Linked DNA regions of Homo sapiens: region 1 is linked to region 2. Evidence: read pairs that join two places in POLR2A ChIA-PET (ENCODE). Cell type or tissue: MCF 10A. All regions are shown on one strand. Each heading gives the region's core, and the rest is flanking DNA. Links, peaks and the distances in the headings are about the cores only. Region 1 overlaps TSPAN9 (tetraspanin 9). Region 2 overlaps TSPAN9 (tetraspanin 9).

Region 1 (11,391 bases), core at 2,313-10,312, 100 kb after region 2:
CCTTGGGCAAGCTCCCTAGCCTCTTGGACTTCAGACTCATCTGTAAAATGGGAGTAACCATCCCTCTCCCAGAGAGTGCCTGCAAGGATTAAGGTAGGTAATGCATGCAAAGCTCTTAGTAACCATGACAGGAGCCTTAGAAAATACTCAATAAGTAATAATTTTTCCCAAAAAAAAAAAATACATAATAATAAACCCACCAAAAAATTGTTTAATCCTCCACACACTGGAGGAGATTAATGAATCATACAGCTGTCTCTCTCATCTGAAGCTCGCCCAGGCCCTGAATGCCTGGAGAGAGACTCAGAACCTTCGGGGACTGTGCCAAACCCACTGAGCCTCAGGCCAAGGGCAAGGGAGGTCTGGCAATGCCAGGCTTGGGACGGCAGGCGGGCAGCTGGTCAGCACAGAGCCACAGAAGCTCTAGGTCAGCTGTGCACAAAGAAGGGTTAAGGACAAGCTACAGGGAAATCAAAAAGAAACAGCCTGAATCAATCCAACTGGGACAGGGCTCTAGGGCACCAAGAGTAAGCAGGGAAGCGGTTCAAGGAGCAACAGGTTCCTCCCAACTAGCAGCTTGGATGCAGGTGAGGGATGCAGACGCCACTCCCGAGCTAACCCTGGACAAATCTCCTGTTGTTCGTCGACGGGGCTGGAGTTGAGTCACTGTGGCATTGTCCAGCCACTCTATCAGGAGGAAACAGCTGGACAGACCAACACTAAATGCAGGAAGCCTCAAGCTCCACCAGGGCTCCCTGTGGGGCCGCCTCCCTGTTTGGGAGGCCTAGCATCCTGCCTGCCTCTCCCCCAGGGACCCCTGACCAACCCTGAAGCATCCACTGTCCAAACAGACATCCCTGTTTCCTGCCTCCAAGTGCCTGGGGCAAAACGCAAGCTCTCTGTTTGGCATTTTGGCAGCCCTCCTAGGGGCAAGGAGGCGGGGTCACCTGCTTTCAACCTGCCAGTAAATAGAAACCAAGGTGTAGGAAAACAAGTGGTAGAGAAAAAACAATGACATTTAATTAATTCAGAAAGGACATACTGTGTAGCAAGAGGACAGTTTTTCTCTGGACTAAAACATGAGCAACATCCAAAAGTGGACGCCACCTCCCTGCAGGAGCACATTCAGACAGATGCGGGGACTCAAACCTCTCTGTTAAGAGGGGTTCTTGCCAACTTCCTTATCTATGGTCTCCTAGGCTCAGACAAAAGATTCAAAATCCCTGCTAGGATTTAGAAATAACTCAGGGCCAGGTGTGGTATCTCACACCTGTAATCCCAGCACTTTAGGAGGCCAAGACAGAAGGAGACCAGTTTGAGACCAGCCTGGACAACATACAAACAAAAAAAATTTTAATTTGCCAAGCATGGTGGTGTGTGCCTGAAGTCCTAGCTACTCAGCCGATCAACGCTGCAGTGAGCTATGATTGTGCTACTGCACACCAGCCTGGGTGACAGAGCAAGACTCTATCTCCTTTTTTTTTTTGAGATAGAGTCTCACTCTGTCGCCCAGGCTGGAGTGCAGGCTCACTGCAAGCTCCACCTCCCGGGTTCACGCCATTCTCCTGCCTCAGCCTCCTGAGTAGCTAGGACTACAGGCACCCACCACCACACCCGGCTAATTTTTGTATTTTTAGTAGAAATGGGGTTTCACTGTGTTAGCTAGGATGGTCTCGATCTCCTGACCTCGTGATCTGCCTGCCTCGGCCTCCCAAAGTGCTGGGATTACAGGCGTGAGCCACGCGCCCGGCCAACTCTATCTCTTTTTAAGACAAAAAACGAGGGGAGGGGAGGGGAGAACTCAGAAAAACAGCAGGATGGTTCACAGTTTAAAGTCAGACAGACTCAAGCTGGAACACTGTCCCTAACAGTAGCTGTGTGACTGATACAGTATAACATCACAGCCTTCAGTCAAGGTTTGCAAACTCAAGTACCTACAAGGTGGAAAACATAAATTCATGAAGTTACTGTGTACAAGGGCAAGTCCCAGTACTGTGTCAAGACTGAGGGGTCAGGAAAGCACAGCCCCATGTGGAGGTGGTGCCTGAGAGCCAGATCCAGCCAATTGTTGCCACCGGGCAGCACAGGCTCAGTGTAACTAGACCTTCCAACTTTAAAAAGCCAACATCAGCCAGGTGCAGTGGCTCATATCTATAACCCTAGCACTTTGGGAGGCCAAGGCAGGAGGATCACTTGAGCTCAGGAGTTTGAGACCAGCCTGGAAAACATAGTGAGGCCTTGTCTCTACAAAAAAAAAAAAAAAAAAAAAAAAAGTTTTAATTAGCCAGATATGGTGGCATGTGCCTGTGGTCCCAGCTACTCAGGAGGCTGAGGTGGGAGGATCACTTGAGTTTGGGAGGTCGAGGCTGTAATGAGCTGTGATCACACCACTGCACTCTGGCCTGGGCAACAGAGCAAGAACCTGTCTCAAAAAAAAAAAAAAAAAAAAAAAAAGCCAACATCCCCTGTTTTGAAAAATCTCTCCAGTATGTCAGCTGCGCCCAAACAAAACGCATCTGTGGCCTGGATCAGACCTAGAGGCCACTGGATTGCAACCTCAGCTCTAAGCCTGAGATCTGCAAAATGAGGGCAAATAAAAGAGCCTCGCTCTGGGAGAATGAGATGGGATTAGGTCTGTCAAGCATTTCACACCGCCTGACACACAGAAAGCACTTGATAAATGGTGACTATTAACTATGCAGAGTTGGAAGGGACTTCAGGAAGACCCACCCCAACCTTCTCATTCCACAAGATGAAACTCAGACAGGTCCTGTGACTGAGCCACAACCTGCAAAGGAGCCAGTGGCCAGTGGCAGGCTGGACCCAGGCCTACTGACTCCCACCTGAGTTCTGAAGGCCCAAGCCGCCTCTCTGACTTACAGAAGCAGTTTATCACCCACCACTCCGTAAGGGTCCCTCCTGGGGGCTGGTCTACCCCATTATGGGTAGCTCCCCCAAGGGAAGTGCTGTGTGTACATCTTTTTCATTCACTGGAAGAGCTCGGCCTCACCTCGGGCAGGTGATGGGGGCTTGGTCAACATTAACTGACTGACTGATCAGCGGCAATGCTCCCCTAGCCCTCCCAGCCCCACAGTCCAGTTTACACTGTATGTGGTCCCTGGCCCAGGCCCGTGCCAAGCTCAACTTCCTGCCCTAGCCCAACCTGGGCTAGTGGAAAGGAAACGCTGGGCATAAAAGGAAAGAGGTGACATCAATAGGTAGAGAGATGAGGAGGGGACAGGGAAGGGCTGAGCTAAAGAAGGCAAGCCAGAGGGACATGACGTGTATTTGGGGCAGGGCCAGAGTGAGGGCTGGCACAGCTGGGGAAGAGAGAGTGACGGGCTGGCACAGGAGTGGGGAGAGCAGGCTCCAGGGGAAGGCTGTGGCTGCTGGTGGCACAAGGGTCCCCAGACAGAGGAGCTCTGGCCCTGCTGGGTTTCTGTCACCCAGGTCCTGCCAGGTTTAATCAGCCAGGTTCCAAAGAGCCAGCTGTGTTCCCTGAGGTGAATGAGCACGCCAAGGTTGTGTCCTGTCCCCAGGCCCCCAAGATCCTGTTCGAACTCGTTCTTACTAAAAAACTTTCCACGCTTGAGGGCTCAGGGAGTTATGGCCTTGGAATTCCTCCCACTCATTCCAAAGCATACATTAAAGCTTTCCAATTAACACCAGCTGAAAAGTAAACCTTCATTTTAAAGAGGCAACAGAGGAAAGGAAGAGGGAACGAGTGGGCAATGAATTTCCCAAGCAGGCATCTGAAACCGCGGAACTGCTGGGCTGAAAGGACCTCCAGGATCATCTGGCACGAACTCCTTGCGCTACAGAGAGGCACCCAGGCCCAGAAAGCAGAGTGACGTGCACATGGTCACACAGCCAGCCCATGTGGAGCAACACCAGACTCCGGGGCGCTGGCGGCCAGGCCCGTGCCCTTTGAGTGACAGGGCACCGTACTTCCCCTCCTGCCCTAGCCCAACCTGGGCTAGGGCATATTCTCACCTGGGAAGAGCCAACACCTCCCCACAGGAGCAAAAGCCCAAAGTCACCCACACCTTTCAGCACAGGTTTCTCTCACCTGCCAATGGCTCACTCCCTTCCCCAAATCAAAGGAGGTGACCTGAAAGAAGGGAGAAGCGGGGTGCACAGGATGTGGTCAGTGGAGAGGAGCGGGGGTGCATTCACAGCAGAGAGGCCCTCCAGTGAAGCACACAGCCCTCCGGGCAGGGGCAGGACGGGCTGAGAGGATGGGGAGGGAGAGAAGGCCAAGACTTCCTGCAGAAAAAAGCACACACAAACATCACACGGGCAAGGGCATTTCACAACGGAGCTCCTGGAAGGCAGGGGCTGATCTGGGAGTCCCAGCAGGCCTGGCGAAGCTCAGACCCAAGTTTCCCCACCTGGAAAGAACACGGACTTTGGAATGCCCCAGATTTGAGTTTACATCCCTTTTCTGGCATCCAAACTGGATGACCCTGGGGAGTCAGTGAACCCCCCGAGCCTTGTTTTTCTCACCTATAAGTAGATGTCTAGTGCAGCACCTGATGCATCAAAGGTAAAGCAGGAACTGCTGGTTATTCAAACCACTGAGACTTCCCTCCTGGTATCTTATCCACCCTTGGCCACTTTATAAGCATCCTGAGGGCAGAGAGCATAGCAGCTTGTCCAGTGTGGGGTCAGGGAACCAGCTTGGAGAATACCCATTTGTGGACTGACTTTCTAAACAACATTCCCCTACCTTCGCTGTCGGGGGTACAGCCCAAGGGGTTGCATCTGCTGATAGTGTCCCAAAGGCGGTGCTAAGCTCCATTTTCACCCTACTCCATCCATACTCCAGGGTCCCTGTGGACAGGGCGATCTCGGTCCTGCGCCCACAGCTCTCCCACACTGTCCACCGAAGTCCTGCCTGTCTTTGCAACCTGCGTGCCAGGCTTAACATGTCACCTGACCCTCATCACATCTCTGGAGGGGCCGGAGGGAAGAAAAGGAGGCGTAAATGTTTTCCACAGGTCACAGATGATGAAACTAGGCAGAGAAATTAGGCTGCTGCTACCTGGCAGTCAGCATAAGCCCAATTCACACCATGGCTGGGAGTGGGAGAGACCCACTGGGCACAGCTGCAGGGAGGGAGTGCCAAGGAGGCCAAGGGCTGCAGGTGCAGTGGGGCTGAGCTGAGAGGAATGTTTCCCCATGTTTGTCAATAAATATAAAATAAGTATCCCTGTTCCATTAAAAAAAAGAGCAGAGAGGGGTCTGGCCAGGAGCGGTGGCTCATGCCTGTAATCCCAACACTTTGGGAGGCCAAGGCGGTCGGATCATCTGAGGTCAGGGGTTCGAGACCAGCTTGGCCAACATGGTAAAACCCCGTCTCTACAAAAATACAAAAATTAGCCGGGCATGATGGTGGGTGCCTGTCATCCCAGCTACTCGGGAGGCGGAGGCAGGAGAATCACTTGAATCCAGGAGGCAGAGGTTGCACGAGCCAGGATCATGCCACTGCACTCCAGCCTGGGCAACAGAGCAAGACTCCATCTCAAAAAAAAAAAAAAAAAAAAAAAACGGCGGGTGCAGGGGCGGTGCGGAATCAGGTAAATGTGATAATGCAGCTGTTAGTGCTGGAAATGAGGATGAGGATTTTCTACATGCCGGGGGGGTTCTACATGCTTCACGTATCAACTCACTTCACATTTGAATAACCTTGTGAACTAGAGCCTTTATAATCCCCACTTCACAGGCGAGAAAAAGAGTCTTAAATAGCTTCCCATGTCACATAACTGGAGAGTGGCAGGCCCAGGAGGGGAACCTGGCATGGGGCACTAACCACCTCCCTGCACTGCCTCTTACCACACATGCCTCCTCCACCTTCAGGCCATTCCCTTCACCTCCCAGCCCTGAGGTGACAGCTCCGCAGGTCCCAGGACCAGCAGCCACTGCCTCCCAAGGTGCTTCCTCTCGCTGGAGGGGTCCGGGACCTGGATCTGCTCAGGGGATTGGACAACTGCTCCAACCCCCTAAATCAGGCCAGAATTCTCCTGGGATGTGCTGTTCCCATAGTCTCAGGTTCCCAGAAGAACAGATGGACAGGAGAATTTCTGAATGAGTAACTAACCACAGAAAAATAAAGTTATGTAAATCAGCCTGGAGCACAATTACAAAGAAATTAGGGATGGCCTTTCCAAAACTCAGCCTGAGGAAGTGGGAGATACCCAGAATGTGTGCTGCCTGCCCCGGGGCAGAGCTGGGCCCACGGTGGGTTTCCAGGCTGCCCCTCTTTACAAAATGATGAGGTTTTTACCCCACGGGCAGCAGCAGAGGGACCGCTAAGCACTTGGATTTCTCCCACCAACGGAAGAGACAGGCCCTAGGATACAAAAATCGGGCAAATAGTCCCACCACTTCCTCTCCCCTCCCCTTGTTCTGTTTCTGCTGAAGTGCTTTTATTAATGAGCCACTCGCCACAATCTCCCTCCTGCAGCTTATAAAACAGAGTCCAAAAAATGTACCACCGACTCTGCCCTATCAGGATAGGAAATGACGGCAGGAAAACTCAAAACCCTCCCATCACAAGCCCTTCCAGCAGAATGGGTCACCCTTGCAACACCCATCAGGAAACCTGGATGACGAGGAACCGTCTGTGCAGCCACCCAAGACAGCCTGGAAAACAGGAGGGGAAATGGGGACAGGCCTTAGCTGGAATTTTATGTTTTCCATAATTTAGAATGAGACTATCTATCCTGCTCGACTACTTCCTTTCCTAAAGCCATCCTGCTTGTAAAGGTGAAGATCTGTCACCCTGAAAGGCTTAATAACTCTTCTGACACTCAGTTTGTGTCTGTCCCCTATGGGGATGTCCCTCTACCCCTCAGAGCCACCTCGGGCTGAGGATGAGTCCAGGAAACAACAAACAACCACCAAGCCAGAATGCGTCCAAGGGCGGCCACAGAGGTAGTGGGGTTTAGAAATGAAGTTATCTGAGAAACAGCTGATGGAACTGGAGAAGAGACAGAGGGGTTCTGTTGTCAAATACTCCCAGGTTGTCATGCGGACGACAGGGCAGGCGCGCGCTCCCGGGCTCTGACGGCAGAGGCACGGCCAAAGGATGGCTCCGGAAAGGCAGGGCTGAAAACCTGAGCTGTGCAGCAGCAGGGGGCAGTTCTCATCAGCAGAAACAGCCAAGCAAATGCTGGCCACATGACGGGAATCCAGTGTGAGGGTGACCTACGGGGACCCTTCCTCCTCCAAGGGCCTCTCTTTACCTTACAACAATCACAAGCCCTGCCGAGCTGCGTGACCTCAGGACGGAGGGCTCTTTCTCGGTTTTGAGTATCGTTTATTCTAAGTGCTCAGGAAGTGCATTATCCCCAGCACTTCACAAGCATTGCCGTGTTTCATCTTCATCAGAACCTAGTAAGACAAGTACGATGCCTGTCATCACATGGTAGGTACCCAAAAACATCCCTTTTACCAATGAGAAAACTGTGACTCAGAGAGGATTCGCAGCTTGCTAAGGTCAAATGTCCAGGCAGCAGCAGAACTTGTTTGTGAACCCCAGTCTGAAGCCCCAGGGCCTGCATCCTGATCTGCTATGCAGCTTATAGGGGCAGCAGCCTTGGTCTTGAGAGACCTGTTAAAGAGTTGGCAGGCTGTGATCAAATGCAACAGGGACATCACTAGCAGGGATCAAGTTGTTTTCCCAGAATGCTCAATAAACATACATTGCTTTTACAAAAGAAAATAGCGAAACTTTTATCTAAATGATCAAGTTCAGCCCACTGTCTTGCAATCAGAAATGTGTCCGCTTAAGAAGTAGTTAGCCAGTCAAAAAGACAGACAGTAAAAAGGGTTGTTAAAAAAATAAAAATAAAGGTTGTCTGCAAGGATGTGGAGAAACTGGAGTCCTCACACACTTCTAGTGGGAATGTAAAACGGTACAGCTGCTTTGGAAAACAGTCTGGAAGTCTTTAAACAGTTCAACACACAGTTATCGTATGACCCAGTGCTACAGACTGAATATTTGTGTCCCCAAAATATTCTCATGTTGAAATCCTGGGCCCCAAGGTGATGGTATTAGCAGGTGGGGCCTTTGGGAGGTGATTAGGTCATGAAGATGGAGACTTCAGGAATGGGATTGTGCCCTAATTAAAAGGGACCTCAGAGAGCTCTCTTGCCCTGTTTCCACTGCATAAGGATATAAGTTTAGAACCCAGAAGAGGGCTTCACCAGCACCTGACCATGCTGGCACCCCGATCTGGGACCCCCAGCCTCCAGAACTGGGATAAATAAATGCCTATTGTTTATAAGCCACCCAGTCTGTGGGACTTTGTGATATACAGCAGCCTGAGCTAAGACCACCTGCAATTCCACTCCCAGGTATTTGCCCAAGAGAACTGAAAACATATGGCCACACAAAAGCATGGCACATGAACTTCACAGCCACATTATGTCTAAGCCAGAAAAGGTGGTAATAACTCACAAGTCAGTCAATGACGAATGGGTACAGATAAACAAAATGTGGTCTGTCCGTATGCTGGAATATTACTGAGCCCTAAAAAGGAATGGAATTCTGACACGTGCTACAACACAGATGAACCCTGAAAACCTTATGCTAAGTGGAAGAAGTCAGTCACAGAAGACCACATATTGTATAATTCCATTCATATGAATGTCCAGGGTAGGTAAATCATGGAGACAAAAGATACATTAATGGTTGACTCAGACAGGGAGAAAAACTGGGGGCAGGGAAGGGGGGCATGGGAGTGATTGCTAATGGAGTTTCTTTTGGGGGTGATAAAAAGGTTCTAAAATTGACAGTGCTGATGGTCACACGCTGAGAATATAGTAAAAACCACTGAACTGTCCTCTTCAGATAGACAAACTCTATGGTATGTGAGTAACATCTCAATAAAACAAACCTGTTGGCCTTCTTCCTTAATGTTATCAGATTACAGGGAATCTTTTTTTTTTTTTTTTTTTGAGATGGAGCCTCACTCTGTCACCCAGGCTGGAATGCAATGGCGCAACCTCGGTTCACTGCAACCTCCACCTCCTGGGTTCAAGCGATTCTCCTGCCTCAGCCTCAGGAGTAGCTGGGCTTATAGGCACCCACCATCATGCCTGGCTAATCTTTGTATTTTTAGTAGAGGTGGGGTTTCACCACATTGGCCAGGCTGGTCTCGAACTCCTGGCCTCAGGTGATCCACCCGCCTCAGCCTCCCAAAGTGCTGGGTGTGAGCCACCATGCCTGGCCAGACTGCAGGGAATCTGATGAAGGAGAGCGATTATGGTGTTAATGAGAAAGACAGCACCCCACAAATTCACCACCTCCTGCCAGTGTCTAAGGTGTCATTCACTCACTCAACAAACTCATTAAACACATGCTATACACCACGCACTGCCCTACATGAGGAGTCAGCAAACTACAGTCTGTGGGCCAAATACAGCCCATCGCCTGTCTCTGTATGGCCTGCCTGCTAGAAATGGTTTCTATACTTTATAAGGTTGAAAAAAAATCAAAAGCAGAATATTCATGGTGTGGAAATGACATGAAATTTAAATTTCAATGTCCGTAAATACATTTTTTGGAACACAGCTGCATTCATTTACGTAGTGTCTGCAGCCACTTCTATGCTGCAAGGACAGGGTTGAGAAGCTGCAGCAGAGACCATATGGTCTGCAAAGCCTAACATGTTTACAGTCAGGTCCTTGACAGATGAAACTGGCTGATCACAGAGCTAGATGTCAGAGATGCAGGAGAGGAGAAGGGATGATTAAGTCCTCGTGGGGTTTATGGCCCACTGAGGATGACAGTCAGGGTCTGAGGATCACACAAGTGAGTACACAATGATAAATGGGGGGAAATGCTGCTGGGAGGGGAAGAACCTACTGCCCAGTGAGCACGTGGAACAAGGGGACCTGCCCAGGCCAAGGGTCAAAGACAGCGTCCCTGCAGAAGGACTTGCCTCTGGACCTGGGGACATGGAGGGAGCCACATTTGCAAAACCTCAAAGAGGGAGGGCGCAAGGCCCAATAGAAGAGTAAAAGGACACTGAGGCTGCAGGGCAGAGTGAAGGGCAGGGCATGCATGGCAGCTGGCACTCTCGAACTGGCACACCCCTGAGGGTCTCCCGGGGTTCACAGCTCCAGGTCTGTGTCACTGGAGAATGTGGGAAGGGGACTGAGAACCATCGGATACACCTAGTACAACCCCACACCAGGCAGCCTAAGATGATAGAAGATGGAAGAGTTCATCAACCAAAAAAGTATCTATTGATCACTTAACAAAGTACACATCACTTTATTTACCCAATATAGTACAGGACACAAAATAAGAAAGAAGCCATCTTTTGACTTCAACAGGAAAGAGCAAGTTGAAGAAACAAGCCCAATTTCTCATCATGGCCTCAGGACCTGATCAGAGCCGGGTCCCACTACTCAAACATAATTGCACTTGTGTTCCCAGTGCCTGGAATGAGCCTCCCCAGGCATCCACCAGGATGCTCTCTCCATCCTTTGCAGGGTCCATCAGATGTGACTGACTGGAGATGCTCTCCCTCCCCACCACACATGCCCTCTTTTACAGCCCCTAGGCCTTTACCCCATCCCTTTCTCCACCACACTTCCCGCTACCCAACAGACATGTATTCCCTTGATGGGCTCTTACATTAGAATGTAAGCTTATGAGGGCGGTAACTTCGTTTTTCTCACTGCTGTATTCCCAGCACTATGACCTGACATAGAGTTAGCTCTCAATAAATATTCATCGAATAGCTCCTGAACAATCAGTGGGTCAATATAGAAGTTAAGAAGGAAATGTAAGAATTTCTGGAAACAGGCTGGGCACAATGGTGTATTCCTATAATATCCACACTTTAGGAGTAGGAGGCCAAGGCAGGAGAATTGCAGGAGCCAGGAGTTCGAGACCAACCTGGGCAACAGTTAAACCTTATCTCTACAAAAAAATTAAAAATTAGCTAGGTGTGGTGGCATGTGCCTATAGCCCCAGCTACGGGGGAGTCTGAAATGGGAGGATCACTTGAGCCCAAGAGGTCGAGGCTGCAGTGAGCTATGGTCATACCACTCACTGCACTCCAGCCTGGGTGACAGAGTGAGACTCTGTCTCCAAAAAAAAAAAAAAAAAAAGCAAAAATAAATGAGATTGAGAATAAAAAATATATATGTAAAAGATCAATGAAACAAAATCAGTTTTACAAAAATTTTTTAAATAAAAAGAGAAATAATTTAATTCTAGAAAAAAACAAAATTGACAAACTTTTAACCAGACTAAGGAAAAAAAAAGAAGACCCAAATAAATAAAATCAGAGATAAAAATGGAACATTACAGGCCAGGCGCGGTGGCTTATGCCTGTAATCCCAGCACTTTGGGAGGCTGAGGCAGGAGGA
Region 2 (11,391 bases), core at 1,598-9,597:
AGCAAACGGCATAGAAAACATGCCACAAAAGCCAGGGAGGGTTGGAACAGGCTCTGGAACAAACGAGGTCCCTGTCCCACATCTCCACCGGGCTTCAACATGACAGTCCCCAGCCCCATTCCCGTCAAATCCATTCGTGACGATCTCTGCCCAGGGCTGGCCATGCTGGAGGAGGCCTTGGCGGTGAGCTGTGTTCAAATTAGCCGGGTAAGGGGCACAGAATTTCACTGTAATTGGACGTGTTTGTTCCAAGGATGACGACTACAGCACATTTCTCATGTTAATGTCATCCAACTACCCATGTACTGCAATTACTCTGCATCGATTTTAAAGCCGACCTAGCACAATAGCGGCTTCTAATTTGTAAGCAAAACCGCAGTGGCATAAATCAAACTGATAGAGGCAACGGCACTGATGCATGCTAATGGGGAGTTAATAGACAGGGGAGGACAGCTCAGGCACTCGGCTCCTGCAGGTCCCTCACCTGCCCGGTGGGCTGGCACAGCCCGCCCACACCCCACCCCTCTGCCTTAGCCTGATAGGCACTTTCCAGTGATGGCTCCCCGGGTCTGGATGGCCAAAGCTGTGACTTAGGGCCCCCTCGGGATCTCCGCCATAGGACAAACCTGCTGTGAGGATCAGGGTCAGCTGGTCTTTCATCCCAGGGTGGGACCTGGGGGGTGGTTTAAGGAGAGGGCTATTAGTCATGGTAGAACAAGGACCTGAAGAAGCCAGCACGGGTGAACCTCAGTCTCTGGTCCTCATTACCAGTTAATATTTCTTGAGGACCACTGCAGAAAGGGCCCTGCATCAGGTATGCTCTTGGCAGGAATGTGGGCTGCAGACCCAGGACACAAAATGAGCCATCCATCACACAGGCTTCCCCACACAATCTGATCAGCGTCACCTCTGGGCAGCATCCAGAGAGGCAGCCGGGTTTAAGGAACAGAGATGAGGCTGAGAGCCAAGACCCCTGTAAATCCATCCAGATGCAGTGCCATGGGGTGCCAGGGGTGGCCCATTAGCCTGGCAGACAGAAGGTCTTACGCCTGGAGACGTGTGCTGATAAATGCCCAGGAAGCACTTGCTGCTCATCCCTCTGCTACCACCACCGTCCAACCTGGACGAGGTTTCCAAGCCTGCCAGCATCTGCTTCCTGACTCTGAAAGTACAAGTTATGGACCCAAGACCAACCAGGCCTCATCTGTGACGGAGCCAGGGCCCTGTGTATAGGAAATGGGGATCCCCTCCACATGCCCCCCTCTTCCCAGGGCAGCTGTGGCCACGTCCCCCCCTTCTGCATGCCAGCAGGACCAAGCCCTGTGCCTTGAGCATAGTAAAAGTTCAATAAATGCTTATTGGAAGAATTTTCAGGAAAAGACAGTTAGAGAACCCTGTGTGGGTCTAAGGAAATACATTCATAACAGAGCACCTAAGGTAGCTGGCCGCTTTCTTTCCAATACACTCTTGTCCCGTGTTCCTTAAACAACATGGTTTACAACATCGAAAGGAAAGCTGTAATTAGGTGCTCAGGTATCTTTAAAACTTCTCTTTAGGCTGGGCACGGTGGCTTATACCAATCATCCTAGCACTTTGGAAGGCCAAGGCAGGAGGATTACTTGAGACCAGCCTAAGCAACACAGGGAGACCCTATCTCTACAAAAAATTTAAAAATTCACTGGGCGTGGTGGTACATGCCTGTAGTCCCAGCTACTTAGGAGACTGAGGCAGGAGTATCACTTGAGCCCAGGAGTTCAAGGTTGCAGTGAGCTGTGATTATGCCACTGGATTCCAGCCTGGGTGACAGAGTGAGACCCTATCTCAAAAAAAATTTGTTAGGCTGAGCACGGTGGCTCACGCCTATAATCCCAGCACTTTGGGAGGCCAAGGCAGGTGGATCACCTGAGGTCAGGAGTTCAAGACCAGCCTGGCCAACATGGTGAAACTCTGTCTCTACTAAAACTACAAAAATTAGACGGGCTTGGTGGCATGCACCTGTAATCCCAGCTGCTTGGGAGGCTGAGGCAGGAGAATCACTTGAACCTGGGGGGCAGAGATTGCAATAAGCCAAATTCACACCATTGCACTCCAGCCTGGGCGACAAGAATGAGACTTCATCTAAAAAAAAAAAAAAAAGAGAAAAATATTTTAAATAAAAAATAACTTATCTTCAATGGAAAATAAACTGTTGTAATATGTTGCACAGTCTAGCCATGACAAGGCAAAGACTGTTTCATCCTTGCTTTTGTCTTTCCCAGTATAAGCAGATATTTGAATGAATAAATGAATAAGGGAAGGGACCAGTAAAGGATGGGTGCAAAACCTAGAGTGTGGTCCCAACAAGAGGACTGCCCAGTCAGGACAGCCTGGAAAGTCTTGGCCACCTGCTGAGGGTGGCGACCCAGTCTCCCGGTCCCTGTGGCTTCTCTCCCCTCCTCCCCGTACCAACAGCCAGCAGGCTTGCAAAAGTTCAGCCTGATGCTGAGTCTCCAGGGCTCTCCAGTCACCGAGCCATAAAAGGAGACTGGAAATATCTCTCTGCATCTTTGGAAAAGAGCAACGGATGAAGGATGGCCCCAGAGTCAGGAACCACCTCACAGGGAAAGGCCAATGTGTTCCTCATCCAAGGTCTAAGATAGGAAGGGCCCTGTCCTCTGAACGGAAGAACCCAGAAATGACAGCCCTCCTTGGGCCCGCCTTCCCACCGAGAGCCCTCTGTGCTGGGCGGTGTGGTGCACTCTTCCCCGGCAGCACAGGAAACAGGTCTCATATTATCTTGAGACAGCCCCGGCCCAGCACACCAGTAACATCCCCCACAGGCCAGGGCAGCAGGACTAAGCCTCCGGGCTTGGGTCCTCCAGTGGGTCCCAGGAAAACATATCAACATCGGATTCCTCTGCAGACCTCTCCCATGCCTCCACCTCCCAGCCAATGGCCCGGGTGCAGCAGAATCGACGAAGCTTCACCTCTGCCTGCTCCAAAGAAGCATCTCGGCCAATATTTGTGAGCTATGCTGTGCCGCAGACTATGCAGGCACCGCTGGAGAGTCAGGAAGGTGACGGTCAGCCTCTGGGGTGCCCACCCATGCACCCTAGACCCACGCCTAACCCTGAGGGTGCTTTACTCCCAGTGAGACACCTCGGTCTGTTACCAGCCTGGGACAGTAAAGGGCAAAATAGTGGTTAAGAGCACGGAAGTCTTTGGAATCAGTCAGACATAAGGTAGCACAGGTTCAGAGCCTGGGCCACGGCACAGCACGGTGTCAGCTTCAGAAATGGTAGCTGTTACAGGTAACTACTAGTAAGGTCTCTTTGAAGAAACTTCCTAGATTCATTCCTTTTTTTTTTTTTTGAGACAGAGTTTCGCTCTTGTCACCCAGGCTGGAGTGCAATGGCGTGATCTCGGCTCACTGCAACTTCCGCCTCCCGGGTTCAAGCAATTCTCCTGCCTTAGCCTTCCAAGCAGCTGGGACTACAAGCATGCGCCACTACTTTTTGTATTTTTAGTAGAGACAGGGTTTCACCACGTTGGCCAGGCTAGTCTCGAACTCCTGACCTCAGGTGATCCGCCCGCCGCAGCCTTCCAAAGTGCTGGGATTACCGGCGTGGGCCACAGCACCCAGCCTCATTCCTTTTTTTTTTTTTTTTTAATAGTTTAAGTTCTGGGACACATGTGCAGAATGTGCAGGTTTGTTACATTGGTATACATGTGCCATGGTGGTTTGCTACACCCATCATCTACATTAGGTATTTCTCCTAATGCTATCCCTCCCCTAGCTCCTCACCCCCCGACAGGCCCCAGGGTGTGTGATGTTCCCCTCCCTATCATTCCCTTTTTAAGTCATCCCTTCCACCTTCCCTCCATTTTTCTCTACTCATCTATATTCTCAAATCCCAGAGAAAGATGTACAAACAAATCTTTATAGTCTTCAAAGGATCTCCATTTGAGAGAGCTGCCTGTCTGGCTGACTCTTGGCTCCTGAGGCAGGAGGTGAAGGCGCCCTCCCTCCATCCTCACAGAAGGTCCGCCTTGGACAGGTGCCCGACCCACACCGGGAGATGGGGGTCGGTACTGCGGCTGAGCAAACACAGCTCCCGCAGGAGGTGCCACTCAACAGAGATAGGATAATGATGGTGACAAACTAAGGCAGTGGCCACCCTTCCTTGAGTGTTGTGCTAGGACAGTCCCTGTGCATCCCACTCAACAACCGCACAGGGCAGGTTGCATGTCACTGTCATTGTTCACAAAAAGAAACAAAACTGAGTCTAGAGAGGTCGAACATTCTTGCTAGATCACACAGGCAACAGTGACTGACACCCAAGGCTGTCCAACTCCGAGCTTACACACACAGCCCCCATCACAGCCACTACACCGTCCGGCCTCCCCCGGCCGCCCACGGGTGGGAAGGGCCACCTGTAAGCCCTTGTCTCTGGCACATCGCTCTGTATTTGGGGCCTTCACTTCACAACAACTCAGACACAACAGAAAACAGACATCCAGCAAGAGTGGCTGGCTGGCTGCCTGAGTGGCCCTGACAGCTGACATGTCCACCATGGTTTTCTGCGACCTCTGACCTCTCTTTGGGGGGCTCCAGCTATATTCCAGAGGATGGATTGCCGGGGGGTAAAGGAAAAAGAGAAATATCAGGTTGTTTTTTTTAATGACCCAGATTCCAGCCAGATGCATTTGTTATTGGCAGCGGAGAGCCAGCGGGGCTAAGAACACAGGCAGCTGGTGATGTCTTAATCACTGCAGAGAGGAAGGGAGGCGGCCCGAGGCACCCAGCCAAGCGGGCTCAGCCCCCAGTGCTAGAGTAGCTAGCCTTCCTGGTGCCTTCTCCTTCCTTTCCCCTTTGCGTTTTTCCTCTCCTCCTCCCCATTCCCAGGTCCTACTTTTATCTTTTACTCCATCTCTGCCAAGGCCCTCAGGAAGGCAGCCAGGCCCGCTCCTACCGCCATCACCCCTGGCCCACCCAGGCTTGCCTGAGAAGGCCAGGTGAGAAGTCCTGGCCATCATAGCCCCAACCAGATCCCTAGCTAGTCTGGCCACTGCAGGCCCCAAAGGTCTCCTCCTGGCAGTCCTTTTGAGAGCTCAGTAAGAGGTTTCAAATCTAGTTTAAACATGCAGTCTCAAGGGAGCATCCTAAAAGCAGAGAACACGCCTCCTCCTCTTTCCTCCCTGACCTCAGCTGTGATCTCAAAGCACTCAGAGCTGTGAGCTCACTCCCCATCTGTCCTTTGCTCCCTGCCCCGAGGAAGTTGGGGTTGGTGGGAGACACAGAACACCTCATTCTGCTGAAGAGAAAGCCAAAACAAAGCCTAGAGAAAACCAGGGCCCACAGAAAAAATGGGGGCTGAGCACAGGACGCAGGCATGCACACCCAAAATCTGTACACATCCCATATTGTCCTGCCAAGGAGCATGGCTATGCCACCCCAGAGGGTATCATTATCCCATGCAAAACTCAGCTGGCCCCAACACACCCGCCACACACCACACAATGACCTGAAACCTCTTCATACAGTGTTTCAGTTGCTCCTTGAACCCATCTAGAAAGTAGTCTCATCATCAACCCATTTTATAGATGAGAAGGTCAAGGTTCTAAAAGTTAAGCACCTTGCTCTGTACTGTACACACAGGAAGTGGTGACACCGAGAAGCAAGCTCACCCATCCCTAGAGCACGTGCTGTCTTCCCCATATTACGTCTCACTTTCCAGACCAGGCTAGAGAAGGCCTGGAAGCAGGGAAGGGACAGATGATCAGATGCTGGGGTGAAGGGGTGAAGGGGTGAAGGGATGCAGGCAGCAGACAGCTGAAGCCAGGGGAGTTGAGTCCCTGCGGGTTCTGGTCATCTTCTCCCCCTCCCAAAGGGAAAAGTCTCTGAATTCCCTGGGGAAAGTGAAAGGGAGTAATATGGTCTGGGGTGACTCAACTTCCTCCTCTCCAAGAACAAGCCCAAACAGGGCCCTCACCGCTGCCTCAATGACACGGGGCCTCTGGACATCACAGACCCAGCATGACAGAAGAGAAGGAGTGGCTCATTCCCAGCAACACTGGGCAGGATGGCTCATTCCCAGCAACACTGGGCAGGATCTTTCCAGATGACACTTCCATAGCTAGACAGATGTCAGAGAAGCTGAGGGTGTCTCTGACCACCTCCCTTGCCGGTCACGTAGAGTGCAAGATCTAAGCCCAACCCCAGCCAACTCAGGGGACATTGCCATCAGGGACCCCAGGATGCTACACCTCAGCCCCTGGCATCCAAGGTCCGGGCATGAGGCCCAGGGGCAGGTGGAAGGCTCAGCTCCTCAGTTATCTCCTAAATACAGTGACGTGAAGAGAGCTCAGCAGGGAAAGAGCCACGAATAGCAGCCTGGGAACACCAAAGAAAGGGAACGATGAGGAAAAATAACTCCAGTAAATTAAACAGCCGGGCAACAGGCTGCCCTCTGAGCAGTCTCTCAGCCAGTCTGCCACTTCTCATCTCCTCTCCAGCCCTTCCTCCAACTGCAGTTCAGGGGCCTACTCAGGAGGCTCAGCTTCCCCCAGGACAGTGGGCCCTTGGGGTGGTGGCCTGGCCTGGACCTTCACCAGGACCCAGGGAGCCCTCAGAGCCCTCCAAAGCAGGGGCCTTGGGGATCTGTGTCTGAAGGCTAGAGATGAGGGCCTTGGCCAAGGAGGTTCCACCTCCCTAGGGTGCCTGCAGAGAAAAAAGCCCACGTGGACGTTTTTGGGAAGCAGAGAAAGGCAGCAGGTGACCCCTTAGGGGATCCACATGGCTGAATCTGGAAGCCAGAACCACCTCCGGACCACACCTGTGACAAACGGGCTTCCAGGCCCATTAGGGCCACTCCGGGTTCCAGTGGGTTCCACCTCAGCCCTGCAGGCCCTGTGCCCAGTGGGACCTGGACACCAGGCACCCCATCTCCCTCTCTGTATAAGCCTCCCCACTGACGAGATGTGTTTGAGAAGAGCTTTGGGTGCTTTGAGACGGTACGAAAATCCTGGTAAAAGGGAGGCTTGATGCTGGAGAAGCTCCCCATATCCTCCCAAGCCCCGCCTCCAGAACCCCAACCACTCTGACCAGCGAGTGCCCAGTGTGAGCTTGGACATCTCGGGGGAGCAAAAGAGATGTGGACCCAGGGCCATGTGGGCACGAATGAGCACCTCCAAAACCTACTCCCACATCTGGAAGGTCCCAGCAAAAGCCATCTGGCTGCTTAGTCAGTAGTCGCAGGATGATCCAGCTGAGAGCCCCACAGGCAGATAGCCCAAGCAAGCAAATCTGTCCAACTCCTGCCAATCACAGCACAGACTCCCCAGCTCCCAGAGGGCCCCAGGGCTGGGGTGGGGGTGGGGTGGGGATGGGGTGGCTCTGAGCATGGACTGAGGTTACTTCCCAGCCCAGGACTCCAGGAGGGAGCAGAGGCCAGAGCGACTGAGAAGGAAGCAGGGCGACCAGGGATAATGGATCAACCGCTGGGAACATGGAGCCGTGTCCCTGTGATTCCAGGATGCACAGGTTTTCATGCTCATCCCCGTAAGTCCCCAGACAGAAGAAATGAGCCTGAGCAAGCCAGACAGAGAGGTCCCGGTGGAACGTGCTCTGGACCAACCTACGTTCTCCACTCTGATACAGGCTCCAGACGGAGAGGTCCCGGTGGAACGTGCTCTGGACCAACCTACGTTCTCCACTCCGATACAGGCTGTGCCGGGCCCACCACGGAGCCTGGAGAGAGCAGCAAATGGCAGCTGGAGGGAAATGAGGGGCCCCTCCCACCCCCACACTTCCCAGACAGCCCACAAGTGGGGTTCCCCAGGTGTCAGACGCTGGGGTGCCTCAGCAGGCAACTGCAGGAGCCAGCAACATGACTTGGGGCTGCCTGGTGGAGAAATTCCCCAGGGAACAAATCATTGCACAGCTTTAGGGCCCTCTAGGAAGGCTGAGAGATGGGATGGAAATAGATACAGAGAACAACAGGAAGTCATGAAAAGAAAAATAAGCTGGCGATCCTGATTCCAATCAGCAGAACCCTTCCTAGGCCTCAGAGTACTTTCAGGATCACCATCCCATTGCAGCCCACTGACAAGGCTCCCAGGTTGGCCAGGCAAGTTTGATTAAGATTTGATTCCCACCTTACCGAGGAGAAGCTGAAGTCAAAGATCCTCCCAGGGAGTCAATGGCAGAGCAGCAGGGTAGCCCAAGCCTTCCCCCAGCCAGCTATGGCCTGCGGCGCTGGTGCACGGACACCCCCTAAATGTGTGCAGTACTTTCCAGTTTAAGGCACCACCCTTCTCTTGGTTTGGATTCTCACAACCACCAGAGAAGCGGGTAGGACAGGTTCTTGAATCCACACACAAGGTAAAGCATCCCTGGCTTTGAGCCATGAGTTTTAATGGGGAGACTTGGGGATGGGGGTGGGAAGGGTATGTGTTTGTTTCCTAAAGAGGTAGCAGGTGGGAGCGCAGGCCAGGGCCAGGGGATAAGGGAGGTGGGCTGTCAGGGGCTGCCCTGGGTAGAAGGGCACAGTGAACAGGGTAGAGCCGGGTGAGAGGCAGGCAGCGCCAGGGAACAGCCCTGAAGACGTGTTCAGGGGGATGGGGGGAAGGAGGAAGAAACAAGAACGCTCTTCCTAATGACGATCGCTGGAGGGAGGAATTGGAACAATAGTAATTAAGGCTTCTAACAATAGGAAGGAGCCGCGACAGTTCTGTGTGTCAAACAAGGTGCAGAGCTTCTCCCCAGCGTAGCCAGGGTGCTTAATACGGCAGCCCGCCCCCTCATTACCTGCTTAGAGGGCGTGAAGGCCCTCCCCTGCAGGGGGGAGGGCGTGTTCAAATCAACTGACTGCTGTGGCTGTGGCCCCATCTCCTGCCCAGGCCCAGAAACGACTTCCATTTCTTGCTACCCTGAAGTGGGAAATGGGCTAACAGGGAAGATTCTCCCCCCACCACTAAGCAAGGAACTGGAGGTCCGAAGAGGCAAATCCAACAGGAGTTCGTCCACCCTGGAACCCAGCGCTCCTGTCCCGACCCAGCCCCGCGGCAGGCAGCCGCTCACTCCAGGCCTGTGAGCTCCAGGAATGGCAAAATCTAGGGCAGCTTTGTCCAGGCAGTGAGTTCCAGCACACTGAGCACACACGTAGTCCAGGTGAGGCAGTCCCCTTTCAGTGTCACCACCTATGAGACAGAAGAAACTCATCCGTGGTCCATCACTCTACCGACGCTACTATGAGGATAAGGAAGATAAAATATCTCAATAATCATCAGCTCCTTAAAAAAGACAAAGGGAACAAAAGAAACATATACAACCACAGAATGTCAGGGCCCAGAGAGACCTCAGAGATGAGCTGGTCCAAGTCTATCATTTTCCAGATGTGGAAACTGAGGCCCAGAGACAGAAGCAGTTTGCCCAGGATCACACGGCTAGTTAGCAAGCATGCCGGGGACTAGAACCCAGGTCTCTGGGATCAACTCCCTGCTCTTTTCCACTCTGCCACTTTGATCCCAGATACAAGCGAGAGTTAACTGGCATGCATCTTCCAAGAAGAGCTGCACACCTGCATTTGTAGGAGTGGGGAGGAAATGCAGGATGCATGGCCAGGCACCCCAGGATCCCGCAGGCTGTTTGGGTGGCCACCCAGCCCAGCCCCTCCCTGCCCCAAGTTGTGAGAAGTCTCCATTTAGGTGGGAAGACAGAAAGCTAATCGGCAATGCAGAGAATCTTGTCAATATTCCTCCCACAGCTCCTGAGTAAGACCCACAGCCCTCTACGGAGTGGCTTTTGTGAAATATGCACTTTTCAGACTCCCCTCCTCCCAGCAGGCAGGCTGAGAAAGGGACAGGTGAAGGGGGGCTGGAAGGGGGAGGGGGGCTTCGCTGCAGCTCTCTTTAGCTGCCATAAATGGGAACAAAGTGAGCACCTCGTGCACTCAGTACCACATCAGCATTCCTCCCTCCACCCTTGCTCTCTCCTGAGGGTCCCTGAACCTCCTCCCCAACCAGGCCTCTGAGCCCCAGGGACTGGTCACGATGAGTGTCCTAAATGGCTCAGACATAAAGAGCTCCTGCCCAGAGCCCAGGCTTATCGGCCTGACAAGCTGTCGCTCTGATTTGGGTCCAATGAGCTCTTGCCAACAAGCGGGGGAAGCCCCCCTTGAGAGGGCAGGGGGCAGAGTGAGGCTTCAGAACACACCCGCCCTCACTGTACAGAGAACAGAAGGCACAGGATCCTCACCGCCAGCAACTGCCGTTTGCTTAGAGACCCCTGCAGACAGACTCCCCAGGTTGCCCGCCCAGCCACAGTCCCATGTCCTCCAGACCTTCCTCCACCTGGCGTTCTTTAATGCCCTTCCCCGCATGATCCAAAGTGCCATTGCTAAAAGGGGTCTTCTGCAACCAGCACACCGCTGTACCCAAGCAATTCCTAGCGCTCCACAGATCTGTTTGACACCCTTTGCATTAGCCCCTTTCTCTGGCTTCCAATATCACCATGTTTTTCCTGCCTTCTCCTTCTCCACCCTCCCCACTCCCTCTGCTTGTCCACAATCCCTTCACCGGATAGGCATCCTCCCACGTTGTACATCTTCCATCCTCCAGATCCTCGAGCCCTCTCCTTTTCACCCTTCTCATAGTCCCTGGAGAGCCTGCCTCCTCTACAAACCCTGTTCTGATCAGAAGACAGATGGCAGGTGCGGGACATGAACACAGACACTAGGCCCCCCTTGCTAGGCAAGAGCACTGAGCACCATACCTGGTGCTCACCCCTGACCTGCACCCACTAGAAGACTAGCTGGCTAGCGGGCTCCTCCATCCTCTCACCTCTGGGTGCCCCATTCCCTCATCAGGTCTGCAGTGCGTGTGCACAAGAGCTCAGCTGAACCCTGGGGGAGGGTGGCAAAGCATGGAAGATCAGAAGTCTCTAGGCTAGATGCAGTGGCTCACACCTGTAATCGCAGCACTTTGGAAGCCAAGGCAGGATTGCTTAAGGCCAGGAGTTCAAGACCAGCCTGGACAACACAGGGAGACCCTGTTTCTACAAAAAATTTAAAAATTTAAAAAATATATAAAAAGAAGTCTCTATATAACATAAGATGTATAAAACCTTCATGAAACTTTACAGAAAAACATTAAAGAAGACCTAATGTATGGTGAAATATACCATGTTCATGAATAGAAATAGATAAGTAGAATACTATTCATATTCATGAATAGAAATATAAAGATAAGCCGGTCATGGTGGCTCACGCCTGTAATCCCAGCACTTTGGGAGGCCGAGGCTGGCAGATCACGAGGTCAGAAGTTCGAGACCAGCCTGGGCAACATAGCGAAGCCCCATCTCTACTAAAAATACAAAAATTAGCCAGGCATGGTGGCACACACCTGTAATCC

The links. ChIA-PET counts read pairs that join two places held together with the same protein. Peaks named below come from ENCODE experiments on the same cell type or tissue, not always from the same donor. Only the 100,000 strongest peaks of a DNase experiment are listed, where the experiment ranks them.
Region 1: POLR2A ChIA-PET joins it to region 2 with 7 read pairs; 4 of 35 experiments call an interaction of 5 or more read pairs at or near these places.

Annotation. Positions count from the first base shown.
Region 1 is chr12:3,112,416-3,123,806 of GRCh38, reverse strand. The region is part of intron 2 of TSPAN9 (tetraspanin 9); the gene reads right to left. Among named protein-coding and RNA genes, the nearest start is that of TSPAN9-IT1, 32 kb to the left of the region's middle. In MCF 10A, for the core only: no CTCF peak of the experiment used is centred there; DNase peaks (open chromatin) are centred at 3,756, 4,256, 6,026, 6,556 and 1 weaker place.
Region 2 is chr12:3,212,106-3,223,496 of GRCh38, reverse strand. All of the region lies in intron 3 of TSPAN9 (tetraspanin 9), which reads right to left. Among named protein-coding and RNA genes, the nearest start is that of TSPAN9-IT1, 68 kb to the right of the region's middle. RefSeq lists an enhancer at 8,265-8,804. In MCF 10A, for the core only: no CTCF peak of the experiment used is centred there; DNase peaks (open chromatin) are centred at 4,766 and 5,966.